Regions from separate parts of the Homo sapiens genome. Here region 2 is linked to region 1. A link is an interaction called in ENCODE POLR2A ChIA-PET data of the cell type or tissue named here. Cell type or tissue: GM12878. All regions are shown on one strand. Links, peaks and the distances in the headings refer to the core of each region. The heading gives the core; the rest is flanking DNA.

Evidence for each region. ChIA-PET counts read pairs that join two places held together with the same protein. Peaks named below come from ENCODE experiments on the same cell type or tissue, not always from the same donor. Only the 100,000 strongest peaks of a DNase experiment are listed, where the experiment ranks them.
Region 2: POLR2A ChIA-PET joins it to region 1 with 5 read pairs; 4 of 35 experiments call an interaction of 5 or more read pairs at or near these places.

The regions. Positions count from the first base shown.
Region 1 is chr13:80,384,523-80,387,449 of GRCh38, forward strand. No RefSeq gene overlaps it. Among named protein-coding and RNA genes, the nearest start is that of SPRY2, 45 kb to the left of the region's middle. In GM12878, for the core only: no CTCF peak of the experiment used is centred there; a DNase peak (open chromatin) is centred at 1,629.
Region 2 is chr13:80,545,393-80,548,319 of GRCh38, forward strand. No RefSeq gene overlaps it. Among named protein-coding and RNA genes, the nearest start is that of SPRY2, 210 kb to the left of the region's middle. RefSeq lists a silencer at 2,542-2,836. In GM12878, for the core only: no CTCF peak of the experiment used is centred there; no DNase peak of the experiment used is centred there.

The DNA.
Region 1 (2,927 bases), core at 313-2,812:
CTTTACTATGTGCTAGAGGTATTGGAACTCTTTAAATGCATTAACTGAGTTAATCCTCATAACAACCCTTCTATTTAAGACGTAAAAAATTGAGGTGCAGAAAGTTTAAATAACTTGCTGAATGTCCCACTTACTAAGTGAAGGATCCCAGATTTAAGGCCAGGCAGTGTATCTCCTGTTTGCATTCTTAACTACTATGCTGTACTATAAAGTATTAGACTAATAAAGTATGTTCAATTTTTTCACATGCTTAGGAACTCAGCTCCAATGCCTGTCCTTATTGTAGCACCCGAAGTCTTAGCTTAGCACTAAGCCTTGGGGTGTGCTAAGCTAAGCCCTGTGATGCTTGGCTCACAGACCAAGAGTGTGCCAAAGACATCAGGCATGCTGTAGACATCTCTCTCCTGTTTATTTTGTATCCCTATTTCTAGTCCTGCGCATTGATATGGTCTCCTGTGCCTAAAGAAAATACTTGAAGATTTAATATAAGTTATCCTGATTTGGTTAATATAAAAAGCTCTATAGAAATCATACCTCAAGCCTAGGGGAGAAAAGGAATTGCATTAATGAGCCTTGAGCCCAACAATGGCCTCAAGATAACTCATCCCACGTGAATGGGTAGGAGATCCAGTGGTGTTTACCATGAGAACTGTGGTTAGTTTGCTAGGGCTGTCATGGCAAAATACCACAGATTGGGTGACTTAAATAACAGAAATTTATTTCTTACAATTGTGGAGCCTGGAAGTCCAAGATCAAGGTGGTTTTTTTTCTAAGGTCCCTCTCCTGATGGCCTCATTTTAACTTAATTACCCCTTTGAAGACCATATCACCAAATGCAGTCATATTCTGAAGTCTTTTTTATGTAACATAAAGTATAAAACTCCAACATACTGTGTACTGACGTACAAGAGGTTAGGGCTTCAACATGTGGATTTTGGGGAATAGGATTCTTTCTCTAAGGGACTAATTTTTCTTTGTTCCTCACTTAGAACACCCAAGCAGTAATAGACTTGGACCGCGGGATTTTCTTTTGAAAGGCAGGATGGAGCACAAACTCTGAAGTTAGACTGCTACCGGTGTAAATCCCGACTTGATCACTTACTCCATTTTTTGCTTTGTGCTCTCTGGCACTCAGTTTCCCCATTTGTAAAATCTGTGTAATATCTTCGAGAAAATGAGATAATCTGTGTAAAATTTGGTGACATAATCTGTGTAAAATGACTGTGGCAACAATGAAGGCAGTAAGGTTAGTTCCATTTCTCTCTGTTCAAGGAGTAGGTAAAGGTTTCTGTTAGAATCTTGGGAAGACGTCCTTTGCTTGCTCCTCTAGTGAGAATTCAGTATTTTCCCAAGGGAAAGAAAACTCCGAGTATACTTGAGAGTAGTTGAAATACAACTTTTAGGTATACCATGGATTACTTAGGCTTTTGTGGGTTGGACTGGGGACTAATAATTACGTAGAGCCCTTTATATGGGGAAATGATACTCAGTTTGGGAATAAGAAATAAGGTGTCAGGAGCTAAAGAAGGGGACAAAAAGATGTGTTGGATGGGAAATCAAGGACCCAACTACATGGTTGCTGAATAAACTAATAAAGAAAAGCTATCACTAAGATGAAGCAAACATAGAGGTGTTTCAGGGGCAGCTATAGCTCAGTGGTTTTCAAAGGAAACCACATGTGGGGCCACAAGACATCTCTCAGCTTGAACCTATTGGTGGAGCTCAGGCTTATGATATATTGTTAAGATGAACTGAGCAATACTCACTTGCAATTAGAATCCTATACAATTTGTTAGAGTAAGACCAGGAAGAGTAAGACTGGATAGTGGTCTGCCATTTGAGGGCACCTAATAAGCATTTTCTGTGCATAATTACTGCTCACACACTTTGCCCTTTTATCTCATCATAGAAATAGACTGAATAAGGTATAATTTATAGTTTATCACCATATTTCTTTGGCTTTCAGATCACTTCTAGAAAACATTTCTGATTATATGTATTTGTATGTGTGCATATGTATTATGATAACTATCATAATGGTTTACAGTGGAGCTGCATGAAAAAAAAATAAAGGAATAAAGTTAAGTAGAAAATGCCAACATACTGCATACTGGTAATTTTCCACTACTTAAGAGAAAATGTCACTTTTCTCCCAAACAATCCAATTCTTACTCTTATCACCAATGTACATAACATGATTGCTATTGCATATCTGCTATGTAAACATTGCTTTAATATTTTTCATTACTTTTGTCCAAATGACCCTGAGTAAATGTAATATCTGGCACAAGGTGCTGGAGTTGTGGCACTGTTTGAAAGCCAGTGGCTTTGTTGTATAACTTGAAACCCTCAGAACTTTGGCACAGCTAGAGGTTTTTTTAATTTTTTATTGGAAATTTCATTTTTATTATCCATGAAGCTCTATTGTCTAGTAATCAAACACTAAAGGCTAAATGAAACCAAATAATTGATATAATTTTAACTCTCTAATGGGGTAATAATTTTAAAGATGCTATACACATGAATTGCACCCAGTAGTTGGCAAAGTGTTACCATTTACACACACACACACACACAACCCTTTTCAGTAGAAATAAAATTCATTTTTACAAGAAGCTTACTTTCTAAAAAAGAAGGAATGTAATCTCCTCATTATCTTTCTGTGAATGCCTTCATATTGACTAATGTTAACATTTGCAGAGAATTTTTTAAATCTCTAAATCACAGTTGTATTATTGTTCAATGCAGACAATCTATCTGCTCTCTTCCTACTGAATCAGGCATCTTTCAAGAATGTTTAGATTTCTATGTTATACTGCTTAGAACCAAAGTACACAATATTTTTTTCATTATAGTGAGAAATTAAGTAGCAACTGTTCTGACACAATATTTAACAATCCATTTAAAAATAACTTTTATTTACTCTC
Region 2 (2,927 bases), core at 106-2,605, 160 kb after region 1:
CATTTGAAGAAGTAAATGTGAGAAAATGGAGATAGCAATTTCAGCCATTCTTTTGAAGGCTTAATTGCGAAGGGGAGAGCTAGTCTAATGTATGCAGTAGGAATCGATGGAGATGAGATAGGGTCTGATTTTCTAGATTAATTCATTAATCTTTAAAATGGGAGAGCCATTTTGAGCGTGTTTATAGCCTATAAATTCGGAGCCAAAAGCAGGAGGGATAAATTATACAGAAGGAGGATGTAACTGTTGGATCAAAGTAAAAGTTAACTTTGAGGGGGAAAAAAAAGAAGACAGCTTCCTGTAGTATTAAGGAGACATGATATGAGTGGATGCAAACTCTCTTACTTAAAATCTGAACATCTTTACCTTAGCAATTTCTGAGAACATTACTTGAGAAGATACGTGCAGAGCTGTTCACCACACATAACATCATTAATGGTAATTTATCTATTTCCTGCAAACCTTAAAATTTTCTTAGTACTTGAATCTTGCAATTTTTTTCCAAAATTTTTTTTGGCACCAGAAAATATCCCTCTGAAAAAATCATCAGCATTGATTCTGGTTTCAGTTACTACCATTGCCAATTATTTCATCAACCTCAACACTCAACAGCCACGAACCTAGTTAATATTAAGATGGAGTTTCTTTCTCGAAGCACAGAATTTTCTCCAAGCTTGTTTCAATATAGCATATCATTTCTCAAAAAAACCTTTATAAGTTTAATACAATTATTGCTTAAAGTTGCTTTTAAAATAAAGAAATATAGAATTAAGTAAATGTGTAATTTTTTTATAGAAATTTATATTCCAATATTTCTACAAGACTTTTTATAAAAATAATGTCTATTTTCCTCTCCTTTATCCACCTCTCCTCAAAAATTTAAAAGCTTTCATCCATTGTTTTGATATTTTCCCTGTATATTTTAGTGATGTAGTTGTAGTTTTCTAGTTTAAGACATTATGTCTTGACTTGCTACAATGAAAAATGAATATATAAATCTTTTATATCTCTAATTTTCTTCACTTTTTTTTTTTTTTTTGACGGAGTTTTGCTCTTGTCGCCCAGGGTGCAGTGGCACAATTTTGGCTCACTGCAACCTCTGCCTCCCAGCTTCGAGTGATTCTCTTGCCTCAGCCTCCCAGGTAGCTGGAACTACAGGCATACACCACCATGTTCAGCTAAATTTTATTTTGTATTTTTTGGTGGACATGGGGATTCACCATGTTGCCCAGGCTGGTCTGGAACACCTGACCTAAAATGATCTGCCTGCTTCGTCCTCCCAGAGTGCTAAGATTACAGGCATGAGCCACCATGCCTGGCCAATTTCCTTCACTTTGTCCTCTCATTTTCCAAATATGTTTATTTTTTTGTTTGATTTATAATTTCTTTTTATGTTATTATATAATGAGAATATAAATATTTTGTTCACAGATAACTCACATAAGTTATGTTTATATTTCCTTTCTTAGATATTTTCTTTAGTTTTATTTTTGAGTTAAAAAATTGTGTGTGTATGTGTTTTGGTTGCTCTGTTTTCTATATACCTAGCAATAACTAATCCCCAAACTGTCTGCTAAAGTATACATGTTTTCTCGATATTTTAAACTTATTTACATTCTTATTAGTTCCATCTTCTTGACGAAATCCTTCTAGGAAAGTTTTTCTTCCTGGTCTCCTCTGGACTTATTGCTTGGTCCTTTGCAGAGCTATTGTTGTTTCGTAATCTCTCTAAACTGGCATCCAAAAAATTCCATGTCTTTCATTTTCTTGGTTTATACACTCATTTTGGTGGCAAGCCTTCTGTTATTTTCCTGAGAAAGAGTGTTTGGGAGATCAATTTTGTGTTAATTTGTACATATGAAAATGTCTTTACTCTCACATTCGATTCCCAGTTTGGCTGCTATAAACGTATAGAATGGCAGTAATATTTACTCCTAATTTTGAAGTCATAGTTTTAATTACTTTTTTAAAAAAAATTTTGCATCTAGTGTTGCTGCTTACAAGTTTGAGCCCATTCTGATATTTTCATTTTGCAAGTTTTGTCCCTGTGCTCTAAATTTTAAAGTGATATGCTTTGTTGTAGGCCTAAAAAGATTTTTTTCCCCACCGTGTTGGGCATTTCATGGGCTTTTCATTCTGAACTTGTTCCAGTTGGAACATTTGTTGAATCATGTGCTTGGTAATTTCCTTAACATAATTTCCTCTGTTCTTTGTGTTTTCCTATTATTCAGAGAATGAACCTTTTGGATTGATGCTCTATTTTTTTCTTCATGTTGAATTTTCTACATTTAGACTTTTTATTCTAATTTCTTAGATATCTCAAGCATTCAAAATTTTCTAGTTTTTTTTTTTTCATTTCTGCCATGATATTTCTGATTTCCAAAAGGTTTACTGATCTGGGTCTTGATTTTTTAATATCATGGTGTTCTTTTTCATTGAAGTAAAATTTCTTATCTCTAGATGGCCAGAAGCTAAACACACAACATATACACATGTGTAAAGCCTTCAGCTTTCATTACTCTATTTTATCCAAATTTGTTATTTCTGTTTGGTCTGTGTCCTTCATGTTAGAGGCTTTCCTGAAATGTACTAAGATCCTTGGCCACCCATAAACACTTAAGAATGAGTCATTAAATATCTGATTAGAAGCTCTAGGGTTGTCAACTGGTATGCCTCTCTGTTAGGTGATCTGGCCCTGCTGTTTGCTGTGAACTCCTAACTGCTAGTGTTTTTCACATGTTTTCTCTTAGTCTGGTTAGACTTCCCGTTGAAGAATTATCTAACCTCCTACCAGGAGGGTCTGATGCTGACTGCTAGTATTCTTAACATTATGTAAGAGGAAGGATCGGAGAGCTCTCATGGTTCCGCATGTAGCTGATTAAAATTAATGTGCCCTTCGTATGCCCTTTGTTCTGTAGTTCAGCATC